2 separate regions of the Homo sapiens genome follow, and region 2 is linked to region 1. A link is a contact called in ENCODE Hi-C or POLR2A ChIA-PET data. All regions are on one chromosome and are shown on one strand. The core of a region is the stretch at or near the end of the contact, and the rest is flanking DNA. Distances in the headings are between cores, read along the strand shown. Region 1 overlaps ZBTB34 (zinc finger and BTB domain containing 34). Region 2 has its middle 16 kb from the start of ZBTB34.

Region 1 (6,737 bases), core at 1,617-4,116:
ATGCTGACAAAAGATGTGCAAGGTTGGTCTGCTGTGAAAAACCAAAGGAAAACCTCATAGGAGATGTTTAATAAGTGCCATTGAGCCAGGCAAGGTGGCTCACACCTATAATCCCAACACTTTGGGAGGCCAAGGCAGGAGGATTGCTTGAGCCCAGGAGTTTGAGACCAGCTTGGGCAACATAGCGAGACCCCATCTCTACGAAAATTAAAAATTAATCAGGCTGGGCATGGTGGCTCACGCATGTAATCCCAGCACTTTGGGAGGCCGAAGCAGGCGGATCATGAGGTCAGGAGATTGAGACCATCCTGGCTAACACGGTGAAACCCCATCTCTACTAAAAATACAAAAACTTAGCTGGGCGTGGTGGCGGGCACCTGTAGTCCCAGCTACTCGGGAGGCTGAGGCAGGAGAATGGCATGAACCCAGGAGGCGGAATTTGCAGTGAGCCGAGATCGCGCCACTGCACTCCAGCCTGGGTGACAGAGCGAGACTCCGTCTAAAAACAACAACAACAAAAAAAATTAGGCAACGTGGCTCACACCTATAATCCCAACACTTTGGGAGGCTGAGGCAGGAGGATCGCTTGAGCCCAGGAGTTTGAGACCAGCTTGGGCAACGTTATGAGACCCCATTTCTACGAAAATTAAAAATTAGACATGGTGGCGTGCACCTGTAGTCTCAGCTACTCAAGAGGCTGAAGTGGAAGGATTGCTTGAGCCCGGGAGGTGGAGGCTGCAGAAAGCTGTGACCGCACTACTGCACTCCAGCCCGGGTGACAGAGCAAGACCCTGTCTCAGGAAAAAAAAAAACAAAAAAACAGCCACTGAGGATTGAGGAGCTTGAGGGAAATGGTCCAGGAAACAGAGGTGAAGACTAGCAGACAATTGGGGATTAGTGGTTGTCCTGTGACATTATAATATTAATAAGCATCCCTGAAGCCACCCAGGCTTGGCCAACAATTGTATGAATTATAATTGGAAGAAACCAGAGTAAAGATAGGTCTGACATCAGGACAAATGAAAGATGAGCCAACGACTGCCAATGGCCTTTGCCAGCAATGCTGTTCAGTGCGGTCTACACAACATCTGCTCCGACTCAGTGCGTTGGCCTCAGTTGATGCTCCTATTTCCAGGACCCCACGCCCTTGGGATATTCCTCGAACCCTGCTGGAGAAGAAGCTCGCCCGTTTCTTGATGTGGCGCTACTTTTCCGGCCTTAGGGAGTAAGCAAATTCATCAGAAGCCATTGCCTCACATTTCAGAGTCACCAGAGTCAAACTGGGGCTAACGAAGGTAGGTGGCTTGCTAAAAGTCACAGTCAAAGGCAGGGATGACAGCCAGGCCTTCAGTTATGCTAGCCCATGCACTTTCTCCAGCATTCCCTTGCCTCCCTCAGGAATCCCCGGGCCCCTAGCTAGCAGGTGAAGCTGGTTCCTGTACGGACCTTTCCTGCTGTGCACCATCACCGCCCATCTCACCCTAGAGGAGGCCTGCTGAGCATTTGCTTTAACAGCAGCCGTTACTCACGGGTAAGGAGCAGGTCACCTCGCAGCCCCACAGGAGCTGAGGTCAATCTTGCCTGCATCCCAGCCACACTGCCTCGTGCGACCTTCGGGAGACACGCATTAGCTCATTCACTCAACGAACACTGCCGAGTGCCTACTGTGGTGCCGGGTCCTGTGCTGAGGATACTTGAGGGAGAGAAAAGAGTTTGTAATCCCTGCTGTCAGGGCGCCTCCAGGTTAGAGGCAGAAATACTAACTGAATCATCTCGCTAATGAATATCCTATTACAAACTGAAATAGGTGCTCCAAAGAGCAGGAACACAGTTCAACAAATGCTATGTTAGAGGGGCCTGACCTGGAGGGCTGCTGGTGGGAAGAGGGGTCCCTGGGCTGGAACCTGGAGGAGGAGGGGGAGTTAACTGGCTGAGTGGAGACAGAAGAGCCTGGGCAACCCCACCCTTTGTGGACGACTGAGCAAGAGATATTCTCTGCAGGCGCGAGGGGCAGGGATTCACGATTTGTTCTGGGGGTGCCTGGGTGCAGACCGAGGCCGACAATTCAGTCGCCACACAAGAGGTCAGAAATATACTCGCTTCTTTCTCTTCTTTTCAGCACGATGGTGGCACAAGAGCTTCTTAGGAAACCCTCACCTTTCAAAAACAGTGATTACAGAAACTATGACACTGCAGATGTTTGTCAGAGCCACTGACACTCACCGAAGCTCAGGGGGCCCACGCAGAGGGAGACCACAGCACATTTGCTCTAGCAGCATTTTTATTTACAAACAGCAATGTCCATTGACTTTATTTATACCATAAAAAAGCCATTTACAAGCAAGAAACAAGAATTCAGAACAAAATTAAGCAGCACTGAAATATTCATGTCACAAATCTAAAACAAAGTGAATACAAGAGTAAAATATCATTTGAATAAATAGTCTTAAATTCATGCTATAAAATAATCCTTAATGGCAAGTTACTAGTTGATACAGCATCCGCTTAGCTAGCTTCATTTACTTCATATGGTGATGAAGTGTGGAGTTGTGAGGTTACCAGTTTATATTGCAAGATAATGACACTGTGTTAAGTCATTCAAATTGCTCAACCATTTATAACGGAAAAAAATGTTAGCCCTACTAATAAAAGTGGTGAGAGAGATGGTTTTCACATTAGGAAAATGGTCATTCTCAAACAAACCAGGTAAGTTTACCTCTTACAATAGTCAGGGCAGCAACCAAAGGCTTGGGCAGCAAGTCCAAAGGTTGAATTCACAGCATACTTGTCACTGAGGGGCAGCAAGAGGTCTGTGGACTGAATCTGCTACAAGGAGAGCCAGGCAAGGCTGACTCCAGGACTTGATCAAGAACTACAATAGCCCCGTCTGTGCCAGACTCAGGAAGGAAACCAGAGAAAGCAGGTTCTCTTCCGGGCCGAGAAGTCAAGCACTGGGCAGAAACAGTGGGAACACTCTGGCACTTACTGAAAAAGACGCATGTGACATGTGACAACCATTACAAATTTGGAACAATGTGAATGACTTTTCTGAACTTTTAGTTCAGTTGCACTGAGTAATATGAAATCTATGATTTATGAACTAGATAGTTTCATATAAAGAATTTACATAATTCCCCAATACTTTCATATATAAAATTTAATAAATAACCCTGACCAGTCTAGAAGCACCATTCAAGGGGCATGTGCCCTTGGAAAATAGTTTAGGTGTTGCATATTTGAGTCCCTTTCAGTGGAGGCTTCACAGGAAACCATTACAGAATTTAACAATAACGAGGACAACAACAACAAAAATCACAGTAACTAAGAGAAAAAGTTGATAAAATAAAATACATTGATCTCTTTAAAGTAAAGCTCATTCACATAGATGATTTTCCCCCCAGCCCTTGTTTCGTGTTCCTGCAAATTTTTCCTAGGGTCTAGGCTGTAAGAACAAAAATAAAAACAAAACCACACACAAAATACGCAGGTCTATATGGTCTGGGCTAAGGGAAAAACAAAGAGTTGGTTATATTTGCTATCATTAGAAAAGACATTTACTCATGCTCTGGAAGATTTAAAAATTATCATTTTCGTTCTACAGTATATTCTGCTCAACAGTGAACCGACAGTATCCTTTCTGCTGTTTAAAAAAAAAAACTAAACTAAAACAACAACAACAACAACAAAAAACACAACTGCCAAGGCAGGGCCAATTGGTTGGGAGGCTTTTTCCACTGACCAAAAAATTAACTTGTCTCCATATACTGTATTTACAAATATAATTTCTAAATGTATTTACAGCTTTAGTAGAAATTAGAGGGTAGAGAACTGATTAGAATGAAAATAACTGTTTAAAACCACAAACATTAGTAAAAGTATAAAATTCTTTGTCTTCACAGTTTGTAATAACAGGCTAAATATCTCTAGAAAAGGACGCTGTCACTGTCTTCACATTGTCTAATATTGAAAAGGTAGCTCAAGAAGAGACTCAATTATGAACAAGCCTATATGAATTCAGGATATATTTTACTGTAAAAGATTTCTTCACATATCACTTTATCTTAATTGATTTCTGCATCTGTTATAAATGAAACACCTAACCTAAAACTGTACAGAAATAGGGACTTTGCTTTCCAAAAAGAGTTGCTCTAAGGAGTTACACAGCGTACTTCGTCTGCGGAGACGTGAAGTGAACTTCAGGGAGAGAATGTTTCGGTTCTGTGGTCATGTTAATCCTCCTGACACATCCTCATGCGGCAAGGCACAATTAATTGCTGCTGCCCGATCTGAATGGAGTTAATCTCTCACCAGTCACACCCCTGGGAAGCATGACAGTGCGAACGCTCAGAGAGGCTACACAGCTCCGTGCTGGCCTAGGCGCTGCCTCCCTCGAAGCCCTGCGGAACTTTACAGTACTGTGTTATGGCTTGAGAATTCATTCTTAACACTGCGAGCAGTGGAAAGGGTAAAGTGTTAGCAACACGAATGGGAGCAAGTGGAACTTGCAAAATGTGGAATCATGATTCTTAGAGAGAAACTCAATCAATTTTCTGCCCCTTAACAGTCCCATTACAATGTTTGAACCTGAACTGTACAATCAAAGCAATGGATATTTTTGTCAAAGACAATTTTGGATAAGTCACTCTTTGGTAAACTCAAACCAGTTAAACAGATTCACAAATACAAAGAACTCCATGTAAATAAGGTTAAGACGGACAATGCCAAGAGCCAGGACGCTGGAAGTGCCCGCGCCAGGTGCCCTCCCTCCTCACTGTCTCTCATACCATGGAATGCTCTGGAAACCTCGCTGGAGGCCCCAAGCCTGAGTGAAAAGGAGGTTCCTTCCCTGAGCTTGACCTCTTATGTCCTTGGATTTGGGCATTTCTTGTCACAAACTTAATTTGTATCACAACACAAATTTTTTGCATTCAATTAAAAAAAAATCAAAACCAAACTTATTCATGTAAGGAAAAAAAAACCCACAAACATTTACCTGAAACCCCAGAACATATTTAAGTGGGTAAACACTTGGGGTCCAGCCTCCCCTTGAGGCACGCGGCTTTAACAGGAGTTGAACAAGTGCTTCAGGGAGAGAACGAACCCCTACTTAGGCAGTTTGACGAGGAAAAAGGCATATACTATATACCCGATTTAGCAAAGCCGCTCCTCGGGAGCAGCGGGATTAGAGTGTAATCTGTAGGGAGTTAACACTGATGTGTAGCGCAGCAGTTCACACGTGAACAGATCCTGTGTGCCAAAGAGATGCGACTGCACAGCTGCCACCCCTGGGGGCTATTACACACAAAGGGCTTGAATGACTTTTTATTTCTCAAAACAAAAAACAAAAACAAAAACAAATCCACCATTGGTATTTTAGGAGCCAAAAAAGCACAGAAAACCAGCAAACATCTAATTCTGTATTCCTTTAACTTCTAGCCTCTGAGGCTGGTCCTTCGTTCGTTTTTCTTTTAGGTGGCTGCACTGTTCTCCTATGGAGGTGCACTGGTTGTGCGTCTCAGAGCCCAGGTTCTCAGGCAGATACCAGAACGCTGACATCCCACAGGCAGCCTGCAGCACAAACTCACCACCAAACTGCCTACAAAATTACTCTCTGCCAGAGTTTACAGTACCGAAGCAATCTTGTAAAGCCTGTTTGTGTATGTGAACACAATACAGAACTGAAGACATTTCCGAAAGTACTAATAAAACATTATTCAAATGGACTCAGGTATGTTTTCATACAGTAACGTGTTTGCCAGCACATGCTTTTGAGGTCTCTTTTCAAGCTATGAACTCAAGAGAGGAAAACAATTATAATTCATTATTACCATCAGATTTCACATTTTCTACAACTATACTGACCTAAAAAGACACTTAACAAAAATAGCACCACATGACCAAAAAATGGTGACACACAGATTTGGTGACACACAGAGTATCTTAGAGGGCTTTTAAACTGTTGGTTCTTTAAGCAGGAAACACTGAGAGAGTGGGGGAGCCACTGAGGCTCTCATTAGCACACACAATACTAAGATAGATATATTGCTTGCAATTCCCATAGAGTATAGCTTTACAAAAAGTACAAATTCTAAGTTCTGCAGTTTCCCTGGGAACTGCATGTAGAAAAAGTTGCTGTGCACCTGAACTGGCTGTTTGAAAAGAGAAAGAAAAAAAACAAAAACAAAAAAAACCACAACACTGCTTGGAGAATTTTGTAGACAGAACTACAAATCCCTTTCCTTAAGTGCGAGTGAGTACTAACTCATGATAGAGAGTGATTCGATTTAGTTACCTGGTATGTATGTTTCTACAGTACGGAATGAAGGTAGATTTGTAGGCCAGTAAAAACCTTGAAAACCACTGCTCCTTTGGGGTTGGCTAATATAACACTACACTATGTAAAAAGGTCAGCACCACAGGTCATCCAGCTTACCTGCTGGACAACTAACAAAAATTCCAAACGGTTTCCAACTAGAGTTGAAGAAATTTTATGGCATTTGGTTTATGTATTTGTTATGAAGCAGAGCTGTGAACACTGTGATTTGCTTTGCTTGCTTTTGGACACAATGATTAATATAAACCTACTAACATTCTTTTGTAAGGGAAATGAAGGGGCAAAACCCTAACATATTAGGTAGGGATGAGATAGACTCAGAAGCCCTGTTCACATTGTATTAAATTATATATTCCTCTTACATTCACCTCAACCAGAATAAAATCAAATTTGAAAATGTATA
Region 2 (6,737 bases), core at 3,130-5,629, 42 kb after region 1:
TGCCACTGCACTCCAGCCTGGGCGACAGAGCAAGATTCCATCTCAAAAAAAAAAAAAAAAAAAAAAAGCTTTGCTTAATAGGTAGGATTCTAGCAGGAGGAGAGAGGACAAAGGGGGCGTCCCAAAGGGTACAGCATTAGCAACGCCTACATCCGGATACAGGGGAATGTTCAAGGAATACGAGATTTAGCTGGAGAGTAGAGTAAGTAGGATGCAAAAGTGGGGAAGGAAACAAACCAGAAAGAAAGTCCAAGCCTATGGTCTGGACTAGGCATAGGTCTACAGTAGGTATGCTTTGGCAGGAACTGGGAAACCCATGGAGGTTTCTGAGCAGCCTGGCAGCATGAGGTTTTCGAAAAGTGAGGCAGATAGGAATATGTAGGATGACGTGCAATGGGGAGGCCAAGCTGGAGCAATCATCCAGGTGAGAGACAATGAGGATGGGCGGGGACAGCCACCTTCCCGGTATGAAGGACTGGACCTCTGAAGCATGTGTGTGGGATGGGGTTCTTGACATTCCCTGCCAGCTGCCGTTCCCTGCGTGAGCCTCATGGAAAGGAGGGCACGAGCATGGCTCATCCTGAGGACACTGGTGGAGCAATGCTTGATTATATGAAAGGAATTGCTCATTGGAGTTTGGCTGGCATACATGACTGGAAGGTTGCGTGACCACTGCCAGAGGCAAGTCCCATGGAAGAAAACCAGGTTTAGGAGCCTCTGCAATCCTTGTTCTCAGATGGCCCTACTTAGGCTAACAACAGCCCCCCATTAGGCTACTAGGAGTTGGGTTTGCCTCATTTCATCACTGACTTTGAACTTGACCTACCTGGGCTCCTGGTGGCTCCTCCCTCCAGGCACCTGTTCCACACCCAGGAGACCATATTGGTAAGCCTATTATTAGTCACTCAGCCCACGTAGGGAATGCAGCACACACACCACGTCCTAGATCCTATCATTCAGGCTAATCTTCCTGGCAGCTCTGATGAGCTCCTATGAAATCAAGTCCACCAGTCCTCAGCCTGAAATCTGTAGCCCTTCGTGACCTTGTGCAGCAATGCGGTGTCATCATTGTGAGCTGGGGTGCTAGCGTCAGACAACCTAGTTCAGAATTCCAGCTCCATCACTTAACCTGTCTCAGCCTCAGTTTCCCCTGTCAAGCTGGGTTGTAGTATGGACCTAATGAGATTACACATCTGGAAGGTAGCACACAGCCTGGCATAAGTAAATGCTCGGAAGTTGATATACATTACTATGGTAACAATATGGCCCTCAACCTACCTTTCCTACTGTATTTCCACAGCTACCTCCACACTTTCCCACCTCCGTACCTTTCTTCATACTTTGGTGTTGGCAGTGGATGGCCTCTTCTTCACTCCAATCCACATTTCCCAAGGTCAGAATTCCAGCCATTCTTCCTGCGTCTTTCCTAGGTATTCTGTTCCTACATGAGAGTCCGTGGTACTTCTCATTAGCATTGGAGAGGGACCACTCTTACCTGTCTTTAGAATGTGAACTCCAGGATAGGAGGGATTTAAAAAATCTATTTTATTTACTGCTGTATCTCCAGTGCTTAGAACATCACACAGCATTAGGCTCTTATGGTTTTTTGAAAGCATGACTCTGCCTACTAGATGGATACTGCTGTTTGAGGGTCTGATTTATTCTACAGCTTCCATGCTGCCCTTGTGAAGTCAACGTGCTGAACTATGGCAGGTGAAACATAAGAAAAAGGTTCTGCTCAAATAGGGGAATGGGAAAAGCCTAGGAGGCAGAAATAGAAACCTTTGATGGAGAAGTTTTGCCCCTTTTCAAAGTCAGGTGATAAGTTATGAGTTAACTGAAAGCACCCAGCAAAGGAGATGTGATTGAAGATAGCTACACAGCTATTACAAGAAGTGGCCTTAACTTTGGTCTTGTCCTACAGATCAATTAATTTCAGTAGCTTGGACCATATTCACAGTTAAGAGTGTCCCAGTTAGGCCGGGCACGGTGGCTCATGCCTGTAATCCCAGCACTTTGGGAGGCCGAGGTGGGTGGATCACGAGGTCAGGGGTTCGAGAACAGCCTGGCCAACATGGTGAAACCCCGTCTCTACTAAAAATACAAAAATTAGCCAGGCACGTTGGCGCATGCCTGTAATCCCACCTACTAGGGAGGCTGAGGCAGAAGAATTGCTCGAACCCGGGAGGCAGAGGTTGCACTGAGCTGAGATTGTGCCACTGCACTCCAGCCTGGGCAACAGAGCGAGACTCCGTCTCAAAAAAAAAAAAAAAAAGTGTCCTAGTTACCAAGCACAGTTAGCTTTGAGAATTGTTCTCTGTAAGTTGATGGTTAAATTTTATTTATAGGTCTGGATTCATAAGGTTTAGCCAATTATGAGACACAGACAGCAAGGGACCTATCTACTTTGTGTACTGATTTTCACAACCCCTGAAGACAGGGAAATCACCATTGTAGACCCAGCCCAGAGTCAAAGCTGATGGTCAATAAATATTTGGTAAATAAAGGAGTGAATGACTAAGCCAAAGAACAGACTCTGGAAGGATATAAAGCTACTTTTGAGGTCCCCCATATATTTGCACTACTATCAATTTTTTTTTTTTTTTTTGAGATGGAGTTTTGCTCTCATTGCCCAGGCTGGAGTGCAATGGCACCATCTCGGCTCACTGCAGTCTCCGCCTCCTGGGTTCAAGCAATTCTCCTGCCTCAGCCTCCCGAGTAGCTGGGATTACAGGCATGTGCCACCATGCCCAGCTAATTTTTTGTATTTTTAGTAGAGACGGAGTTTCTCCAAGTTGGTCAGGCTGGTCTCGAACTCCCGACCTCAGGTGATCCGCCCGCCTCGGCCTCCCAAAATGCTGGGATTACAGGCATCAATTGTATATTTTTTTGAAGAATAAATGTAAATGCATTAAGCATTACTGAATTCATAATAGTTTTGTGATTTTGAATTTTTCTTGACCAACTATTATGTGGTGGAGGGGATGCTCTGCAAAATTTTCTAATGTCCAAAACAGGCCGGGCACAGTGGCTCAAGCCCGTAATCCCAGCACTTTGGGAGGCTGAGGCGGGTGGATTTCCTGAGCTGAGGAGTTTGAAACCAGCCTGGGCAACATGGCGAAACCCCATCCCTACTGAAAATACAAAAAAAAAAAACCCCAAAAAACCAGTTATGGTGGTGCGCACCTGTAATCCCAGCTACTCGGGAGGCTGAGACACGAGAATTGCTTGAACCCAGGAGGCAGAGGTTGCAGTGAGCCGAGATCATGCCACTGCACTCCAGCCCGGGCGACAGAGTGAGACTCTGTCTCGTTCATTCATTCATTAATAAATAAATAAATATCCATCCTTCCACAGTACTTGAAAAGATTGGAAACAGTTGTCCTAAGATGCTTCTGAAGCCCCTGCCAGCAGAACTGCATGGCACCTCCTTGGCAGAGCTCCCTGTGTGAGTCACAGACTTCACTCCTGCCCTTTCTAACTTCGGGTGGTCTGAACAGGCTCACACCATACTCTTCAGAGCTGACTCACACGAAACAGTTTTTTATTACATATAACCTCCTAAGTTATCTAGCCCACATTCTGTGTTTCCTGACTACAACGTGCTACTGTCACTTGGAGCTCAGATTGGTGAAATCACAATTTGAAAGTTGTCCAAAAGCAACTTTCGGTCCTTAATCAATTGCCACAAATTTCAGTATTAGATGAAGCACCAAATAACATGTAACCATCTGCTTTAGATTGTGCCAAAACCTCACTGAAAATATGCCCTTCTAGAACAAGCTTCCCAGCAGAAATTAACAACAAAATTAGTCAATTTTTATAACTATAGTTCTGGTATATTTAATCGAGAATGTGTCAATTCCATTTATTCTACCTCCAAAGCTAGTTGCCAGCTGTCATTCTCTTGACACACACTGACTCTACCAGAAACCCTTTTCTGATCAATCCCACTGCCACCTTCTGCCTAACTTACATAAACCAGTGTCCAGTATTTCAGCTGTCTGCTGAGATATAAAATCTTTCATTTGGGTTAGAAAAGAAGACCCATACTTATCTCAGAATTCTCAGGTAACAGGCAATTTTGGCAACACTTAGGTGACATTCAGTTGGAAGAGGGCACTTCGTAACATTGTTGTGTGCCTGTACTTCCTAAGATCTTGGAAGCAAAAAGTTCATGGCTGTAACTGGTAAAGACTCAACAGTGAATCTGCATTCATTAAAAAAAAAAAAAAAAAATCAGCAGTATTGATTGAGTGTGGAACAGGACTGTGCCAGGAACGGGCAGACAATGAAGTCATAGTTCCTGTTTCGGAGGAGCCTGCTGTCTAGCAGGGGACATGTGGGTGTGTGTGGCGGGGAGGGGAGTGAAGATGGATGGTATATACAAAATTACCAAGTGACAAGTGCCACAGCAGAGCCAAGTTCAAAATGAAATGGGGCCAGGCGTGCTGGTTCACCCCTGTAATCCCAGCACTTTGGGAGGCCGAGGTGGGTGGATCACTTGAGGTCAGGACTTCTAAGACCAGCCTGGCCAACATGGTGAGACCCTGTCTCCACTAAAAATACAAAAATTAACCAGGCGTAGTGGGAGGCATCTGTAGTCCCAGCTACTCGGGAGGCTGCGGTAGCAGAATCGCTGGAATGCAGGTGGTGGAGGTAGCAGTGAGTCAAGATCATGCCACTGCACTCCAGCCTGGGGGGACAGAGGGAGACTCTCCATCTCAAAAAAAAAAAAAAAAAAAATTGAAATGGGATCACTGAGTGCTAAGCAGCTGGGTGGGATGCTCAGGGAAGGTGTCTTGGCAATGATTTTTGCAGAGCCTAGAACAATAGAAAGGAGCTCACCCAGGAGGGGAAAAGTCACAGGGGAGTGAATAGAAAAGAGGAGGAGGGAATATTCAAGGCAGAATCATCATGGAAGAGCCAAGAGAAGCCTTAGGAGAGTACCCAGGTCCCAAGTGGGGAGCAGAGGAACAGAACCAACAAGAGGGCTGGTGTCAGATCTGGAAGGGCCTTGGAGGCCAAGCTGAGGAGCTGAGATCCTGTCAGGCGGACCTCACGTGGGAGATGATGGCATCAGATCTGCTTAGGAGGAGGCCTTGGAGCAGTCAAGGGCAGAAGACTACGTGTGGAGTTGAGGCTGCTGTGAGGGAGTGGCTGTCCCAGAGCAAATGGGAACAGGGTAGGCCAGCTTGGGGCCCAAAAACGTGGAGATAAGCAGGTTCTGCTGGTGTTGAGACCCACAGTCTCTTGGAGATAAACACTAGGGCAATGGTCAGGGGCCCAGATAAACCCCTGGCCTTTAGAACCCCTCTCTAGGGCGCCAGCAGGCAGAGTGGGGTTTCCTCTGACATTCTGGGCCCTTGGGCCGGCAGTCACAAGATAGCAACAGGGCACGCGTAGCTAGCTCAGTGGGGCCCAGGACACCGGCTGCCTGGGTTTCTTACATCTGTGAAAGTTAGTGTTCTCCTGTTAGATAGGGACGGCAATGTCACCTACCTGGCAGGGTTGGTGTCAGGGTGAAGGCTTAATCCATGGAAAGCGTTTAGAATGCCGCAGAACACGGTGGGCCCCGGGGAAATGTAAATGCTAGCAAGGAGTGAGCCCTTTGGTCACTGTGGCACGTGAACTTAAAACTGCTCTGGTCAGGAGAGGATGGGGAGGGGTCAATGCTCCTTTTACCCGCCCATTCCTTGGAGTAGGCCTTGATGATAGCTTTTCTACTAGTTTGAAAATCACTGGACTTTGTATTCCTGGGGTTAATTTCTACATGTATCTCCTAAACCTGAGGGTTCAAGTAGGGTTAGCTGCTGGTACCAGTCCTAGAGCACAGTCTGGGGGTGGAGTCTCTATTTCTCCTCAGAGACCCCAGTGCAAGAGCCTGAGGGGGATCCGGCGAGTCACCCACCACCTAAAGGCGTCAGTAGGACAGCCTGGCCTACTTAGGTCCTTGCTCCCGAGCATCAGAAGCTGGCCTTGGTGCCCTGAGAGGGACAACTGTCTGCATCTCACTCCAGACATAGACATCCCTGCTGGCCCAGGAGGAAGCCCTTACAGAGGGGTTTCCCTGAAGAAGAAAAACATCTCACCAACAGAATAGGAAGCTGTCATCCTTTTCCGCTACATGAGGCCTGGAAGGAAATTCTCCTTCATGGTTCTGTTATAAAGGAGTTAATCCAAGTTGCGTTCTTAACACATGTTAAGCATGTAGTGGATCTTCACTTAGAGCTGTTATTTTTACTCCATAATCCCAATTTTTCTTATATCTATTAAAGTCGGCATAGTGTTTAGTGAGTTGAGTGGGTGTTCAGAGGCCAATAAATATATAGAACTGCAGTAAAAAAAAAATTCTCTCCAAGACAAATTCGCTTATATTCTTCATATTATGAATAGACAAAAGAGATTCACACAATATGACATGCTCTATGTGAAGCAAAAATGAGTCCTTTCTAGTTTGGCTGAAGGTCACTTTGCTGTCATGTTTAAGCCTAGAATTTCTAGCTAAGCCAGATCCTGAAGGAATTCCAGCAGCATTTACAGCGTTGTCATCCCTCTATCCTGAGTGGAACGCTGTGCAGTTGAGGATCTTTCCCGAGAATCCTAATAAGTGAGATTTTATCACAGCATTGCTAACCCCAAATTAACACACCCCCAGACTGTGCTCTAGGACTGGTACCAGCAGCTAACCCTACTTGAACCCTCAGGTTTAGGAAATACATGTAGAAATTAACCCC

What was found. Hi-C counts contacts between places; a loop is a spot of excess contacts on that map. ChIA-PET counts read pairs that join two places held with the same protein, here RNA polymerase II (POLR2A). Pooled maps may share reads with other maps.
Region 2: POLR2A ChIA-PET joins it to region 1 with 11 read pairs in BJ. The contact joins two enhancer-like sites. A Hi-C loop is called at or near these places in 2 of 50 pooled maps. POLR2A ChIA-PET finds 5 or more read pairs at or near these places in 3 of 52 experiments (BJ, Caco-2 and GM12878).

Annotation. Positions count from the first base shown.
Region 1 is chr9:126,881,405-126,888,141 of GRCh38, reverse strand. ZBTB34 (zinc finger and BTB domain containing 34) reads right to left here. Exons shown (of 2, transcript NM_001099270.4): 2 at 2,264-6,737. Among named protein-coding and RNA genes, the nearest start is that of ZBTB34, 24 kb to the right of the region's middle. RefSeq lists enhancers at 1,254-1,754, 3,992-4,567. Within about 2 kb of position 2,866, at least 4 of the 41 ENCODE cell types and tissues checked have a DNase peak (open chromatin) inside an H3K27ac peak, as active enhancers do.
Region 2 is chr9:126,841,058-126,847,794 of GRCh38, reverse strand. No RefSeq gene overlaps it. Among named protein-coding and RNA genes, the nearest start is that of ZBTB34, 16 kb to the left of the region's middle. Within about 2 kb of position 4,379, at least 3 of the 41 ENCODE cell types and tissues checked have a DNase peak (open chromatin) inside an H3K27ac peak, as active enhancers do.